2 separate regions of the Homo sapiens genome follow, and region 1 is linked to region 2. A link is a contact called in ENCODE Hi-C or POLR2A ChIA-PET data. All regions are on one chromosome and are shown on one strand. The core of a region is the stretch at or near the end of the contact, and the rest is flanking DNA. Distances in the headings are between cores, read along the strand shown.

Region 1 (3,768 bases), core at 59-2,558, 290 kb before region 2:
CTTAAAGATGCTAAGCACACACGCTGATTATAGAAATACACCAGAAAGTACTTTCACAACTAGATACAGTGGGACCTTGGAAAAGCCCAAGCACACTATTTCCAAACATCTATTCTAGGTGGTAAAACCTGGAACCATGTAGTCAATCTGTGAAGCACAGCTTAGTCCAATTTCCCAGAAGGTCACGAAGGGCTCTGACAACCAACTTTGATTATTTAGGATGGGGCCCTTTTTTCCTTCCAAGAATATAAATGACACATTTCTTCGACTTCACTTTTTTTTTTTTAGTTCCACAAGCAAATATCTTCAAGTAGTGCAAGTAGGCCTCAGCATTCTCAAACACTATTCTCATTATTCCTAATACCTCCATAATACTATTATTGTATATACACATTCGTGTTGCTATTTTTATAGATAAAATATAAAGGCATGAATTAACCTCTTGGTTAATTCGTGGGTGAGAATACTGAGGCTCAACGAGGCTAAGAAATGAGCCCAGAGCTTGCTGGTTAAGAATACAGGTCCTCTAGACTCCCAGGCCCCAACACTTAACCATTAAGCCACACTGCCATTCAGGGAATGCTACTAAATCCAGTTACTGTACACAACTACTTTCAGGTCACATAACTGGGTGCAAAGAGTTCTATAGCAAGGATTGGGGCGGCAGGGAGGGTACACTACCTAAGCTAAGATTTTTTTTCTTTAACGAATATAGCACATGTTCCCGATTTCCATCCTCCCCCACGGGCAGAACCCACGTGCCGGTCCCCCGCTACCCAGAACCGCTCCCTCCCCACACTACCCCACGCTACCCAGCAGCCTCCCCACGCCCTTCCCTCTGCCCTCCCGCAAGCGCTGCACCCGCGCCTCCCGCCCCCTCCCCAGCGACGGCAGCCGGGGCGCCCGCGCCGCCCTCGCGCGCCGCAGCCCGCGCGCCCCCGCCTCCGCCCGGCGGGGTCACCCCCGGGGCCTGCGCGCGCCCTTGCCGCCGCCTGCCCGCCCCGAAATCCTCCCGCGACGCCGACGCCGGGCAGGCCGCGCCCGCCGCGCCTGCCATGGTGGGCGCCTCACCGTCAGGCTGGGAAGCCGGGCCCGGCTGCGCCATGACCAGGCGGCCGGCCTCGGGGAGCGGGGATGGGCGGGGAAGCGGCGTCCTGGGCTCCCGCGGGCTCAGCTGGCGGAGGAGGCGTCAACCGAGCCGCCGCCGCCGCCGCCCAGAGAGAAACCGCTAAGGCTGGATCCGCCGGCGCCGCCACAGCCGCGGGCAGAGACGGACCCGACCGCCGACCTCCGCCTCCTCATCCTGACAGCGGGAAATAAGCAGTGCGCAGGCGCAGGGGGATGGGGCGGCACGTGACGTTGGCCCGAGGGGAGGGGCGGGGCCTCGGGAGCGCGGAGGGAGCGCGGAGGGAGCGCGGAGGGAGCGCGGAGGGAGCGCGGAGGGAGCGCGGAGGGAGCGCGGAGGGAGCGCGGAGGGAGCGCGGAGGGAGCGCGGCGGGAGGGGAGGGTTTCGGCGGAGCTGGGCGCCTGACCCAGCGGCGCGGGGAGGCTGAGTGCCGAGCGGAGCTGGAGAAGAGGGGCTGCAGCAGAGGCCTGGCCTCTCGAAGGTGCCGGTCCCGGTTCTCCACCCCAGCACAGTGAGGGGAAAAAAAAAAATGAGTAAGAGAGGAGGACCGATGGCGGGGTGCAGTTCCAGCCTCTACCTCTTCTAGCTTTGCGACCTTGGGAGAGTCACTTCACCTCTTGGAATTTTTATCAATATAATGGCTAAGAAAAGTTTAAACGAGGTAATAAAGTATGAAGAACTGTTTCCGACAGTACTGGGCCTGGACCCCAGGTCTTCTGGTGCAGAGGCCAGTATACTATCCATTCAGCAAATACGTTTGGGTTTTCAGTCGTGATAGATGCTGGAGATACAGCCAGGTACAGACCCTGCACTCATGGCAGGAAAGGAGAAATCATATACACAAAGTGTGGCCCTTATACTTGGGCCCCTGGGCCCTATACTTTAGGAACTCCCCTCTAATCACCACTCCCCGTCTGATTTCGACACCTGGAGTGCCCCATGCCAAGGAGGTAGTTTAAAAAGCTTTTTTTTTTTTTTTGGAGATAGAGTCTCACTCTGACACCCAGGCTGGAGTGCCATGGTGCGATCTCGGCTCACTGCAACCTCTGCCTCCCGGGTTCAAGCAATTCTCCTGCCTCAGCCTCCCGACTAGCTGGGACAACAGGCGCACGCCACCACACCCGGCTAATTTTTGTATTTTTAGTAGAGACGGGGTTTCACTATGTTGGTCAGGCTGGTCTCAAACCCTTGACCTCGTGATCCGCCTGCCTCAGCCTCCCAAAGTGCTGGGATTACAGGCGTGAGCCACCGCGCCCGGCCTAAAAAGCTATTTTGAAATCAGAGAGGAGCATCAGGAATTATGTACATTTTAAGACCCAGCAATCCCACCCCAGGATGAGGGAGTCCACAGGGTTTGGCACTTCAGGACCAAGTTCTGAATACTTGTGGCCCCAGAATTCCCTTTCCAGATGGCTGAAGCTGTGGTCTCTTTCCCAGATCCATTCTCTCTATGGCAGAGTCTAGACATCCCTAAAAGAAGCTAAAGTGAAAGCATAAAGAATGAGTTCATGTCCTTTGCAGGGACATGCATGAAGCTGGAAACCATCATTCTCAGCAAACTAACACAGGAAAAGAAAACCAAACACCTCATGTTCTCACTCATAAGTGGGAATTGAATAATGAGAACACATGGACACAGGGAGGGGAACATCACACACCGGGGCCTGTGGGGGGTGGGGGGAAGGGGAGGGAGAGCATTAGGACAAATACCTAATGCATGCGGGGCTTAAAACCTAGATGACGGGTTGATAGATGCAGCAAACCACCATGGCACATGTATACCTATGTAACAAACCTGCACGTTTAGCACATGTATCCAAGAATTTAAAGTATAATAAAAAAATAATAATAGGCCGGGCACAGTGGCTCACGCCTGTAATCCCAGCACTTTGGGAGACTGAGGCAGGTGGATCACGAGGTCAGGAGTTCAAGATCAGCCTCTCCAAGATGGTGAAACCCCATCTCTACTAAAAATACAAAAAATTAGTCGGGTGTGGTGGCAGGCGCCTGTACTCCCAGCTACTCGGGAGGCTGAGGCAGAGAATTGCTTGAACCCAGAAGGCGGAGGTTGCAGTGAGCCAAGATCGCACCACTGCCAGCCTGGGCGACAGATCGAGACTCCATCTCAAATAATAATAATAATAATCAGAAAATCCACTAATTAGAATCAGTTTCTACTTTCTTTAAATCATTTGTTTTAAATAAGGTATACTTTTATTAAAATGATTATTTCTCACTGAAAAAAAGGGAGGCTAAAGGGCAGCTTTGTTTTATTTTAAGGGGGTGACACGACACTTGGGTGTTTGAGCTCCTATGTCCACAGATCCCTCATGGTGCAGGACAGAGGTGAGAAAAGAAGGCAAGTGAGCCAAGAGACAATAGTTGGGCCAGGGCCTGTGCTGCTTTCGCCACCTCATTCATGGGCATAACTCCCAGGAGCCCAGGAATTCTAAATTTAAACCTGGTCTTCCAGGTCTTAAACAGGTAGATTTGTCCAAGTAGAAGGATAGACTGTATTAAGGTTAGCGGTTAATTGGAGTAGTTTGTAATTTTATTTTATTTTATTATTTATTTAATTTTTGGAGACGGAGTCTCTCACTCTATTGCCCAGGCTGGAGGGCAGTGGCACCATCTCAGCTCAC
Region 2 (3,753 bases), core at 571-3,070:
CCGCCCGGGTGAGGGCTGTCACTTACCACCTGGAGGACCTAAGAAGGCGTCAGAGCATCATCAACGAGTAAGGAAGGGAGACATCTGGGTTCTGGGAGTCATGCAGGATTTGGGGGCAGAACAGTTTGAGCTAAGGAAGGGGTTGACAGCTTTGAGGGGAGGTTTGAGGGGAGCTTTGAGGGGAGGTTGCTTGGAAGGAAGCTGTGGGCTTTGGTGTGATTGAAACAGATTTCTGTAATATGGAAAGAAGGAGGGAACTGCAGTAAGGAGGATGAGCCACATGAGCTGGAAGGAGTGGAAACTAGATCACTGAAGACAGGAAAGCAAACCATAGAACTGGAGGACAGTGGGGAGGTTGGGGTCACCTCTGGGTTCCTAGACAATATGCTTCAGTCTGAGGGGAGCAGAAAATTGGGAGTGGAGGGTTAAAGGTCAAATGACAACTCCCTGGAGTCCCAGCAGGAAGTATTTCAGAACAGAAAGGTGAAGAATGGAGAGACAGGAAGCCTGGCCTCCAGGCACTTCTCTCCTCAGCCTAAAGTCTCCACAGACTGAAGAAGGCCCAGTGGGGCAGCTCTGGGGCTGCATCTGAGCCAGTGGTGCTTGGCGAAGAGGGCTGTGGATTCCCCAGCACCAATGAATACCCTGATCTGGAAGAGGAGAGAGCAACCTATCCACAGGAAGAGGACCGTTTTCTCACTCCTGGCAGGGCCCAGGTATTGTTGGAGTGGAACTGGGTGGAGTGAGGGAGTGATGTGGGTCTCTGGTCTTGCATGGAGATGCAGAAGCTGAGAGCCAGGCTGGAGAGCTGGATTTGAGAGAAACAAAAATAACGTAGGTGAGAACCAGAGACTTCGAGGTACCTAAGCTTGGGTACTAGGAAATCTGGAAAGAAGACCTACTTTTCCATTTTCTTTTTCAATTTCTCTCATCTTGACAGCTGCTTTGGTCTCCCTGGAGCCCCCTGGATCAGGAGGAGGCTTGTGCCTCCAGGCAGCTGCACTCTCTGGCCTCGTTCAGCACTGTCACAGCCAGAAGGAACCCCCTTCACAATCCCTGGGGGATGGAGTTGGCAGCGTCTGAAGAGTAAGGAGAAACCACCGATGCCGAGAGGCTAGTGGTGCCCCAGGGACCCAAGACTAGTTCCGTCACTAGAGTCACCCTCATTGCTGACATGAAGGCGTTTCCCCTTCCTTCGTCTCTCCAACTGCCTTTCCCATCCTCTGAACTAGGCATTAACAGCCCCCGTGGGCTCCCATCTCAACCCACCGCTCTCACAGGAGCACCCCAAGTCCTGTTTTCCTCCAGGCCCCGCTCCTGGCCTTGTATTCTCTCTGCTCTGTTATTAAAAAGCAAGCAAGTGGAGCCCGAGTTGTCTTTCTTCTTGGGATGCAGCGATGGAGAGGCCAATGGGGAAGGAGGGCTCCTTTCGCTTTCTCGAGGACCCAGCTACAATGAAGTCGGGCTGGGTCCCCAGACAAGGAGTCTTGTCCGAGGCGAGAAGGGTCCTGCTCCCAGTCCAGCGTTCCTCGCCCGGCCCCTCGGGTTCCAGCACTGGTGGGCTGCCCCCGCCCCGTTCTCTCGAACTGGGAGTCAGTCGGCCGAGCTTCCGCCTCCAGGACCCTGGAATCCTGCCCCTCAGTGCTGCTGCCCTTTTGGGGACTTCCCAGCAGTCTGTCCCTCGGCCTGGCTCAGAGCCCTAGAAGCCGAGTCCCTCTGCCCAGCGCCCCACCCAGAACTCCACGTGTGCTGACCCCAGGTTCCCTTCCTGACCCTCATCCCCTTAATTGGGAGGCCCCGCCCCGTGCGCAGTGACGTTAGACGCCGCTGTCAGCCGGCGCTGGGGGGGGTCGGTGTGGGGTAGAATGGCCGCTGCCGCCGTCACCCGCGGGACCCCGGGAGGTAAGAGCCAGGGCCTCTCGCCCGCCTCTCCGCCCCCGCGCCAGAGGGCGCAGCTCCTCCAGGTCCCGACGCGGAGCGCCGCGCCAGGGACCACCGTCCCTCTTCCCGGTTCGCCCTCACCTCCCGCTTCCGTCCTCCTCCCCCGCGCCAGGGGGCGCCGCTCACCGCAGGGCCCCACGGCGGACCAGCGCGTGCCGGGGACTGTCCCGGAGACCCCCGCACCCGGCACCTGCACTGTCCCTCGCCCACCGCGTGCCCGCGGACTCTGCTCCCGGCTTCTCCAGAACATCCCTCTATGCGGGCGGGACCCTCCCACCTCGGAGGTTCTCCTGGGACCACCACTCCGCCGGGGGGCCGCCCAGAGTGCCAAGCGTCCGATCCGGCGCCGCCCAAGTGCAGCCCAAGGACCCGCTCCCGCTCCGCACCCTGGCAGGCTGCCTAGCCAGGACTGCGCACCTGCGCCCTGGGGCGGAGTCCTTACCCCAACCCCAGCTTCACTGCACATAGCCGAGCCCGACGGGCCTCCTCCCATCTCCATCCTGGACACCTGGCGGAGCCCGTGCTGAGAGCCTCCGCCAGCTCCCATCTGTTCCCCGAGGAGGGCGGGGGGCTCAGGCTGGAGCCAGAGCGGTAGATGGGGTAGGCTAGGCCTGGAGGCCAGGGGAGGCAGAGGCGTTTGGGGAGAGGGAGCTACGTAGAGAGGGCTGTCAGCCGGAGGGTGGGTTGTCCTGAGGGTGGGAATCTGGGTGTCTGGCCCAGATTCTATCAGGTCCTAACCAACCTGGAGGAGAGAATAGGTTAGGTTCAGTTATCAGATCTGCCCTTCCCCTTGGAAAAATCAAACAGAGAAGGAACTCAGGGCGTGTCTTCTAAAGGCCTAGCTTCTACCGGAGGTAGAATCTCCTGCCCTGCCCCCAGGATCCAGGCTCTCTTGCCAAACCATCCTCCAAGGACCGGATGGCCTGAGTCCCAACCCCCAGGACCTGACCCAACCATAGCCCCAGTCTGTGCAAAAGCTCAAGGTTTAGGGCCTCTGAGGCCCAAGCCCTGCCAGTCTTCTCCCCGCTCCCCCACCCCAACCCATTTCTTCCTGCTCACTCTTCCTGTCCAGTCTGCTCACTCATATTGGCTCCGGGCACTGTGTGTTGTTCTCTCTTCTACTGTCACATCACAGTCAGCCCCTCCCTCCCTTTCCTCATCCTTCCCAGATACTATGACCCAGTTCTATACCCACTCCCTACCTCATACTTCTCATCCTGGATTAATGTGGGGGCTTCTGCCATGACCTTGTTCTCTCCCTTCCCAGCACAGACTCCCCCTCCCCCCGGCCCCTCAGGCCGGGGGTGACCTTGCCCCCTGGAGCCCTCACCATGAATACCAAGGACACCACCGAGGTTGCTGGTAAGTTCACAAACCAGGTTCCCAATGTGGCCACAGCCTTTCGTTCTCCCCACGCTTTAGTGGCCCTCTAATTCTTGGATTTTCTGTTCTCCTTAGTGAGGTTTCAGTTTTCCCCAGTGCTCTGTATTGCCTTCAGCCCTTTCCCCTTGGACTATCACAGGGATGCCCCAGGGTAGCACACTAAACCCTCCCTTCTAATTCCCTTTAGAAAACAGCCACCACCTGAAGATCTTTCTCCCCAAGAAGCTGCTGGAGTGTCTTCCTCGCTGCCCGCTGCTGCCTCCAGAGAGGCTACGGTGGAATACAAATGAGGTTTTCTAGGGAGGCTGGGGGTTGGGGCCCAGCAAGACCTAGTAGGCTGGAGGAGGGTGAGTGGGGGGTCTTTCCGTGTCTGTCAACACTCCTAAGTGCAGAGCACCATTCTAAGCTCTTTGGGGATCCTAGGAGAGG

Evidence for each region. A loop is a pair of places that touch in the nucleus more often than their neighbours do. ChIA-PET counts read pairs that join two places held with the same protein, here RNA polymerase II (POLR2A). Pooled maps may share reads with other maps.
Region 1: a loop to region 2 is called in a pooled map, with 6 times the contacts of the local background. The contact joins the promoter of RABEP1 here to the promoter of CAMTA2 in region 2. A Hi-C loop is called at or near these places in 11 of 50 pooled maps. POLR2A ChIA-PET finds 5 or more read pairs at or near these places in 2 of 52 experiments (PC-9 and WTC11).

What each region holds. Positions count from the first base shown.
Region 1 is chr17:5,279,824-5,283,591 of GRCh38, reverse strand. It overlaps RABEP1 (rabaptin, RAB GTPase binding effector protein 1), which reads right to left and starts at 1,308. Exons shown (of 18, transcript NM_004703.6): 1 at 1,072-1,308. The coding sequence starts at 1,105. RefSeq lists a silencer at 869-1,588.
Region 2 is chr17:4,985,742-4,989,494 of GRCh38, reverse strand. CAMTA2 (calmodulin binding transcription activator 2) reads left to right here and starts at 1,820. Exons shown (of 23, transcript NM_015099.4): 1 at 1,820-1,902; 2 at 3,209-3,303; 3 at 3,512-3,615. The coding sequence starts at 3,273. INCA1 (inhibitor of CDK, cyclin A1 interacting protein 1) reads left to right here. Exons shown (of 7, transcript NM_001394789.1): 5 at 1-67; 6 at 551-716; 7 at 941-1,365. The coding sequence ends at 1,090. It overlaps CAMTA2-AS1 (CAMTA2 antisense RNA 1), which reads right to left and starts at 1,751. Exons shown (of 3, transcript NR_187235.1): 1 at 1,270-1,751; 2 at 903-1,079; 3 at 1-808. RefSeq lists a silencer at 1,801-2,340.